Linked DNA regions of Homo sapiens: region 1 is linked to region 2. Evidence: chromatin contacts called from ENCODE POLR2A ChIA-PET data. All regions are on one chromosome and are shown on one strand. Each heading gives the region's core, a stretch centred on a gene start or an enhancer-like site at or near the end of the contact. The rest is flanking DNA. Distances are from core to core; before and after follow the strand shown.

Evidence for each region. ChIA-PET counts read pairs that join two places held with the same protein, here RNA polymerase II (POLR2A).
Region 1: POLR2A ChIA-PET joins it to region 2 with 10 read pairs in activated CD8-positive, alpha-beta memory T cell. The contact joins two enhancer-like sites. POLR2A ChIA-PET finds 5 or more read pairs at or near these places in 2 of 52 experiments (activated CD8-positive, alpha-beta memory T cell and naive thymus-derived CD8-positive, alpha-beta T cell).

Annotation. Positions count from the first base shown.
Region 1 is chr5:178,481,307-178,485,133 of GRCh38, forward strand. The region is part of intron 2 of COL23A1 (collagen type XXIII alpha 1 chain); the gene reads right to left. Among named protein-coding and RNA genes, the nearest start is that of COL23A1, 110 kb to the right of the region's middle. Within about 2 kb of position 2,510, at least 4 of the 41 ENCODE cell types and tissues checked have a DNase peak (open chromatin) inside an H3K27ac peak, as active enhancers do.
Region 2 is chr5:173,014,042-173,017,965 of GRCh38, forward strand. All of the region lies in intron 2 of ATP6V0E1 (ATPase H+ transporting V0 subunit e1), which reads left to right. Among named protein-coding and RNA genes, the nearest start is that of SNORA74B, 4.7 kb to the right of the region's middle. RefSeq lists an enhancer at 3,410-3,924. Within about 2 kb of position 2,655, at least 18 of the 41 ENCODE cell types and tissues checked have a DNase peak (open chromatin) inside an H3K27ac peak, as active enhancers do.

The DNA of each region.
Region 1 (3,827 bases), core at 1,260-3,759, 5.5 Mb after region 2:
TCATGACACTGGATTTGGCAAATAATTTCTTGGATATGACACACAGCAGAAGAAAAAACAGATAAGCTGAACATCATCAAAATTAAAAACTTTTGTGTATCAAAGGACACTACTGAGAGAGTATAAAGACAACCCAGAGAATTTGCAAGTCATATATCTGATAAGTGATTAATAACCAGAACATATAAAGAACTCTGACAACTCAATAACAAAAACAAAACAAAACAAAACAACCCAATTAAAAAATGGGCAAAGAGCTTAAATAGACATTTATACCTGGTCAAGGTATACAAATGCCCAGTAAACACGTGAAAAGATGCTCAATATTATTAGCCATTAGGGAAACGTAAATCAAAACCACAAGATACCACTTCATACCCATTAGTATAGCTATGATTAAAAAGAGGGAAAATGACAGCATGGATGAGAATTCGGGGAAGTTGGTGCATGACTGCTGGGCATTAAAAATGGTGCAGCTGCCACCTATGTTCTCAGTCATAGGTGGGAATTGAACAGTGAGAACACTTGGACACAGGATGGGGAACATCACACACCAGGCCTGTCATGGGGTCGGGGGAGGGGGGAGGGATAGCATTAGAAGATATACCTAATGTAAATGACGAGTTGATGGGTGCAGCACACCAACATGGCACATGTATACATATGTAACAAACCTGCGTGTTGTGTACATGTACCCTAAAACTTAAAGTATAATTAAAAAAAAAAAAAGGCGCAGCTGCTGTGGAAAACAATTTGGTAGTTTCTCAAAAAGTCAGACACAGAATTACTATATGATCCAGAAATTCCACTCCTAGGTATATTCCCAAAAGACACAGATAGTTTTATACCAACGTTCACAGCAGCACTATTTACAACAGCCAAAAGGTTAACAACCCAAATATCCATCAACAGATGAATAACCAATTGTGGTGTATACATACAGTGGAATATTATTCAGCCTTAAATGGGAATGAAGTTCTGATACATGCTACTAGATAGACAGATGAACCTTGAAGGTATTTTGCTAATGAGCTTTTGAAAGAAGCCAGACACAAAAGGACAGATATTTTATGATTCCTTTTATATGCAGTATCTAGAGTAGGCAAACTCATATAGACAGAAAGTAGAACGGGGGCGGGGCAAAGAGGGGATTGGGGAATTATCGTTTAATGGGTATGGAGTTTCAGTTGGGGAAGATGAAGAAAAAGGTTCTGAGATGGATGGTGGTGATGGCTGAACAACAATGTGAATGCAGTTAATGCCACTGACCTGTACTTTTAAAAATGGTTACAATAGACTTAGGCTGGCCGGGCGTGGTGGCCCACACCTGTAATCCCAGCACTCTAAGAGGCCGAGGAGGGCAGATCACGAGGTCAGGAGATCGAGACCATCCTGGCTAACATGGTGAAACCCCGTTGCTACCGTCGCTACTAAAACTACAAAAAATCGGCCGGGCGTGGTGGCGGGTGCCTGTAGTCCCAGCTATTCAGGAGGCTGAGGCAGGAGAATGGTGTGAGCCTGGGAGGCAGAGCTTGCAGTGAGCAGAGATCGCGCCACTGCACTCCTGCCTGGGCAACAGAGAGAGACTCCATCTCAAAAAAAAAAGAAAAAAGAAAAGACTTAGGCTTAGTGGTGCCTGCCTGTAGTCCCAGCTACTTGGGAGGCTAAGGCAGGAGGATTGCTTGAGCCCAAGAGGCTGAGGCTGCAGTGAGTTATGATCACACCACTGCACACCAGCCTGGGAAACAGAGTAAGACTCTGTCTCGAAAAGAAAAAGAAAAAAAAAACTAAAATGTCATATTTTATGTTATGTACATTGTGCCAAAATTTTAAAATGTGAATAGGATAAATAAGCAGGTCACTGATGACCATCTTAAGGCAATGTTATGCAGATATCTAGAGTTAAATATTTGCATGTAATTTCACACAGTTCTTCAAATGAGTCCCTTTTGAATTACTGGGGAGATAAGTATATGGAGAAGGCATTAGATGCCACATAAAACTGAGGAATTAAAAAAAAAAATCTTGAATGGTAGGAATCTTGGTGCTAGAGGCATCCCTAGAAAGACACTGTCAGAATTCCGCTCCAAGAAACAAAAGACCTCCGGGAATCCACTCGCCCTCAAGACACAGCATTTCTAGATTCTCTCTGCTCACATCTTCCCCTTCTCCTGGCTTTCCAGCACCCCAGCTGACTACAACTCAGAAGTGGGAAGGCACATGTGAAAAAATTATGAGTTCCAGTCTTTAAAAATTATTACAGTTTTAAATAATTACATAAAAATATTTACGTTTCCCGAGTCAAACCTAAAAACCACAAGGCATGTTCAGAAAAGCTTCACTTCTATTCCTAGGCATGAAGCCCTCTCCCATACTTGTTTTCTTTCCTTTTCTTTGGATTTTATTTGGGTTTCTCCCTCCAGTATTAGGTTACGGGGCCCATCTCCAATGCGGCCATCTTTACCCACAAAGCACGTGGAGCCCGTGCAGCGGGGTTCCTCTTCAAAGAAAACTGTGATGCTGTCAGCAGGAAGTGCACAAAGAAAAGGGATGTACACACTCAGCAACGCGCACTTGCTTCCTTTCACTACAGAGCACATTTTACTGGGTACCGGCTCTGTGCTAGGCAAGATTTTTTTTTTTTCTTTGAGGCAGAGTTTCACTCTCATTGCCCAGGCTGGAGTGCAATGGCATGATCTCGGCTCTCTGCAACCTCCCAGGTTCAAGCGATTCTCCTGCCTCAGTCTTCTGAGTAGCTGGGATTATATGCCACCACATCTGCCTAATTTTTGTATTTTTAGTAGAGATGGGGTTTCACCGTGTTGGCCAGGCTGGTCTTGAACTCGACCTCAGGTGATCCGCCTACCTCAGCCTCCCAAAGTGCTGGGATTACAGGTGTGAGCCACCACGCCCAACCAAGATTTTCAAAAGAAGTTTGTTTTCATTTTTTCTGTTTTGGGGATTATTCTAATGTTAAATCTATTAAAAATTAAGCAAGGCACAATGCACCAAAGAAAATTAACAGCATTTTGTTGAAAGAACGAAGATTGGGTGTCCCTCAAGGATGGCTCCGAGGTCCCCTCTCAGAAGCCCTTCTTGATTTACCCCACAGAGTTAGCTGTCCCCTCATCCTAGGATCCTCATGCAAGAGACCACTAGCAGTGACCATGGGACATTATGACTGTTTATGTGACTAGTGTGTCTGGCTCCCGAAACTGTAAGAACAGTGAGGCCGGGCCGGGCGTGGTGGCTCACGCCTGTAATCCCAGCACTTTAGGAGGCCGAGGTGGGCGGATCACGAGGTCGGGAGATTGAGACCATCCTGGCTAACACGGTGAAACCCCGTCTCTAGTAAAAATACAAAAATCAGCCAGGCGTGGTGGTGGGTGCCTGTAGTCCCAGCTGCTCAGGAGGCTGAGGCAGGAGAATGGTGTGAACCTGGGAGGTGGAGGTTGCAGTGAGCTGAGATCGCGCCACTGTACTCCAGCCTGGGTGAAAGAGCAAGACTCTGTCTCAAAAAAAAAAAAAAAAAAAAAAGAGCAGTGAGGCCAGACACAATGGTTTCTTTCTTTCTGATAAATAAAAGCCCATATTTGTAAAGAGTCCAGCATATCGGAAGTGTCCCTTAGATGTTAGGTTCTGGCCAAGGACCCCCAGTGCCTAGCAAAGTGGGCATCCAATAAATGTGGGTTGAACAGACAAATAAATTTAGAGGACTTCGCTTACGGCTCTGGCAATCTTGACCTAAAAAATTAATGAAATGTGTAAAAATGTACTCCAAAAATTCCAGCAATATGCTATTGGTTAGCTTATGCCTTTATTCCCCA
Region 2 (3,924 bases), core at 1,405-3,904:
TCCCAGCTACTCCTGAGGCTGAGGCAGGAGAATCACTTCAACCCGGGAGGTAGAGGTTGCAGTGAGCCAAGATCGTGCCACTGCACTCCAGCCTGGGCCGTAAAGGGAGACTCCATCTTAAAAAAAAAAAAAAAAAAAAGCCAAAAAATAACAGATGCCAGCAAGGATGCAGAGAAAAGGAAACTTTTATACACTGTTAGTGAGAATGTAAATTAGTATAGAAAATGGTATGGAGTATAGAAACCAGTATAGAAAATGGTATGGAGATTTTTCAAAAAACTAAAAATAGAACTGCCATATGATCCAGCATTCCCGCTACTGGGTATTTATCCAGTGGTAGAGAAATCAGTATATATAAAAGGTATACCTGCACTCTCGCATGTTGATCGCAGTGCTGTTCACAGTAGCAGAGACAGAGAATCAATCTAAGTGTCTGTCAACAGATGAACGCATGCAGAAAATGTGTTATATGTACACTACGGAATAGTATTCAGCCATAAAAAAAGAATGAAATCATGTCATTTGCAGCATCATGGGAGGAACTAGAGGCCATTATCTTAAGTGAAATAAGCCAAGTGCAGAAAGACAAATATCACATGTTCTCACTTATATGTGGGAGCTAAAAAATTTGATGTCAAAGACATGAAGAGTAGAATGATAGATATGAGAGACTGGGAAGGAAGGAAAGTTGTGGGAATAAAGAGTAGCACAATGGGTACAAACATGTGGGGTACCCGTAAAATGGGCACAAACATTAAACAGAGGAAATAAGTTTCTTCTATGTTTGATTGCAAAATAGGGTGACTATACTCAGCAACAGTACTTTGTGTATTTCATACTAACGGGAAGCGAGGACTTGAAATGATACCAACACAGAGAAATGGTAAATACGAAGAAAAAACAGTTTCTAAATACTGACCTGACCAAGAAAGGGGTCTTCATTCTTTCTTCTGGATATTCTTTAGTGAAGGCACCAAAGGCTTGTGTTGAACTTAATCAGTGCTCAGTGGATGGATTCTCATTTTCTGAATTCTCAATTTAGATTTAGCTAAATTAATGCCTTCTGAAATGTTCTCAGTTAAAATATTCCAGAAGGTCACTTTTTGAAGTGGGAACAGTAATCTGATCTGATTCCTGGTCTAGGATCTACTACTACCTAATTAGCATTGTGACCATAGGCCAATCACTTAGACTCTCTCTGCCTGTTTCCTAGTACAAGAATTAAATGAAAGGTTATATGTGAAATTGTGATATTGTGAAATACAAATTTAGTCTTTGTTCCCATTTCCTGGTATACAACTCCTAAAATCCTTAGAATCTCCAAAGTGACATGTGTCTTTGTATGCTAATGAGTTGACTGATGATTGGCAGCCCCTTGGTAGCTCCAGGATGGGATCTAATCACGAACCAAGGAAGGATTAGAGGGTTGGGACTTTCAGCCCCACAGCCCAACCATAGGGGAAGGGGGAGGGGCTGAACCTTAAACTGATCACCAATGGCCCGTGATGTAATCAATCATGCCTACACAATGAAGCTTCCATAAAAACCCAAAAGGATTGGGTTCTGAGAGGTTCAGGAAAGCTGGAAGCTATTCCTGGAGGCTGGTGTTCCCAGGAAGAGCATGAGAACTTTGTGCCCCTTTCCATAGCTCACCCTGTCCATCCCTTCATCAGTATCTTGTGTAGTATCTTTTGTTAGTTTGTTTGAGACAGTCTCACTCTGTCATCCAGGCTAAAGTGCAGTGGTGCGACCTTGGCTCACTGCAACCTCTGCCTCCCAGGTTCAAGTGATTCTCCTGCCTCACCCTCCCAAGTAGCTGGGACTACAGATGTGTGCCACCATGCCCAGCTGATTTTTGTATTTTTAGTAGAGACGGGTTTCACCATGTTGGCCAGGCTGATCTCGAACTCCTGGGCTCAAGTGATCCACCCGCCTTGGCCTCCCAGTGTCGAGATTACAGGCGTGAGCCACCATGCCCAGATTGTAGTATCTTTTATAGTAAACCAGAAAACGTGTTTCCCTGAGCTCCGCGAGCTGCTCTAGTAGATTAATTGAACCTAAGAAAGGTTAGAGCCTCCCCGATTTATAGCCAGTTGGTCAGAAGCACAGGTAGAACAACCTGGGGCTTGCGATTGGCATCAGAAGTGAGGGGCGGTCTTGTGGAACCAAGCCCTCACCCTGTGAGATCTGATGCTGATGCTACCTCCAGGCAGATAATGTCAGGATTGAATTGGAGGACACCCAGCTGGAGTCCGCTGCAGAATTGATTGTGTGCTTGTTGGTGGGGAGAAATCCCCACACATTTGGCTGTAGAAGTCTCTTCTGTGTTGATTATTGTGGTGTGAAAGCAGAGGAAAAGGAGTCAATGTTTTTTCCACTCTCAGAAATAGCATCAGTATATTTTAAAAGTTCCCTGAGTGATTATAATTTGCAGCTGGGGAGGAGAACCACTCCGCTACAACATCCTACAAAGTGCTGGGAAGTGGTGTTTTCATTCTGTGCTATATTCTTGGTAACAAAAGGAGATAGGGGCTAGTTTAAATTCTAATGGATTTTTTTAGTATTTCTAGGCATTGGCCAGTTGTCTCAGTCTCTTACGAAAGTGTTTTTTCAGGCAGCTTGTATTGCCTGCCGGGATTGGGGAAGTCCTTGGTTAGTTTGGAATTTTCCATGACTCTTAGCTCTGCACCATTAGCGTCAACTGCAGTCACAGAGCTTTTCAGTGTGTCCGCCTGTGCTGTTCTCTTCCTTTTTTTATAATGTCAGATGGATGATGTTGAACCTCAACTACAAGTCTTAGTATTGTGTTTGTGTTTAATACCCTACTTCTAAGGATGGATCAGAAAATCTCATCTGAATGAACTTTTTGTTTATTAAGTGAGTCAGCTTGAACTATCTGTTTTGGCCTGCTTTCCTCAGGTGTCATGTTTCCTGTCACAAAATCACCTTTTGTTTCTGTGGGCACAAGCTTCTGATATGGTGCTGGCTAATTCTCCAGCAATCTCTCCATTGGTGATCAGAATCAGCCTTTTGATCCTCTGATTGGAAAAGCTCTAAAAATGACAGTAAATGAAAGAAAAAAGATCCACCCGGATAATGGCCTAGTTGGGGCTTGGCTAGTTCCCCGCTTATAGGGAAATTTAAAGTCCTGAAAGCGTGAAAGGAGACTGCTGTAGTGATATATCCACTTACCCTTAGAAAGTGATTCCCTGCTGGGCGTGGTGGCTCACCCCTGTAATCCCAGCACTTTGGGAGGCCGAGGTGGGCGGATCACGTGAGATCAGGAGTGCGAGACCAGCCTTGCCAACATGGTGAAACCCCATCTTTACTAAAAATACAAAAATTAGCCGAGTGTGGTGGCAGGCGCCTGTAATCCCAACTACTCGGGAGGCTGAGGCGGGAGAATCGCTTGAACCCGGGAGGCAGAGGTTGCAGTGAGCCGAGATCGTGCCATCGCACTCCAGCCTGGGTGACGAGAGTGAGACTTCGTCTAAAAAAAAAAAAAAAAAAGCGATTCCTGGCCGGCTGCAGTGGCTCACGCCTGTAATCCCAGCACTTTGGGAGGCCAAGGTGGGCGGATCACAAGGTCAGGAGTTCGACACCAGCCTGGCCAACATAGTGAAACCTCTTCTCTACTAAAAATACAAAAATTAGCTGGGGATGGTGGCGCGTGCCTGTAATTCCAGCTACTCAGGAGGCTGAAGCAGGAGAATTGCTTGAACCCAGGAAGTGGAGGTTGTGGTGAGCTGAGATCGTGCCACTGCACTCCAGCCTGGACAACAGAACGAGACTCCTTCTCAAAAAAAAAAAAAAAAAAAAGAAAAGAAAAGAAAGGGATTCCCTAGATCCCAATGTACCATGCAGAAAGGATAGCAGTATGTTACCAAATTTCACTCTCCCAGATTGGTAGTTGGAGGTTGGTTG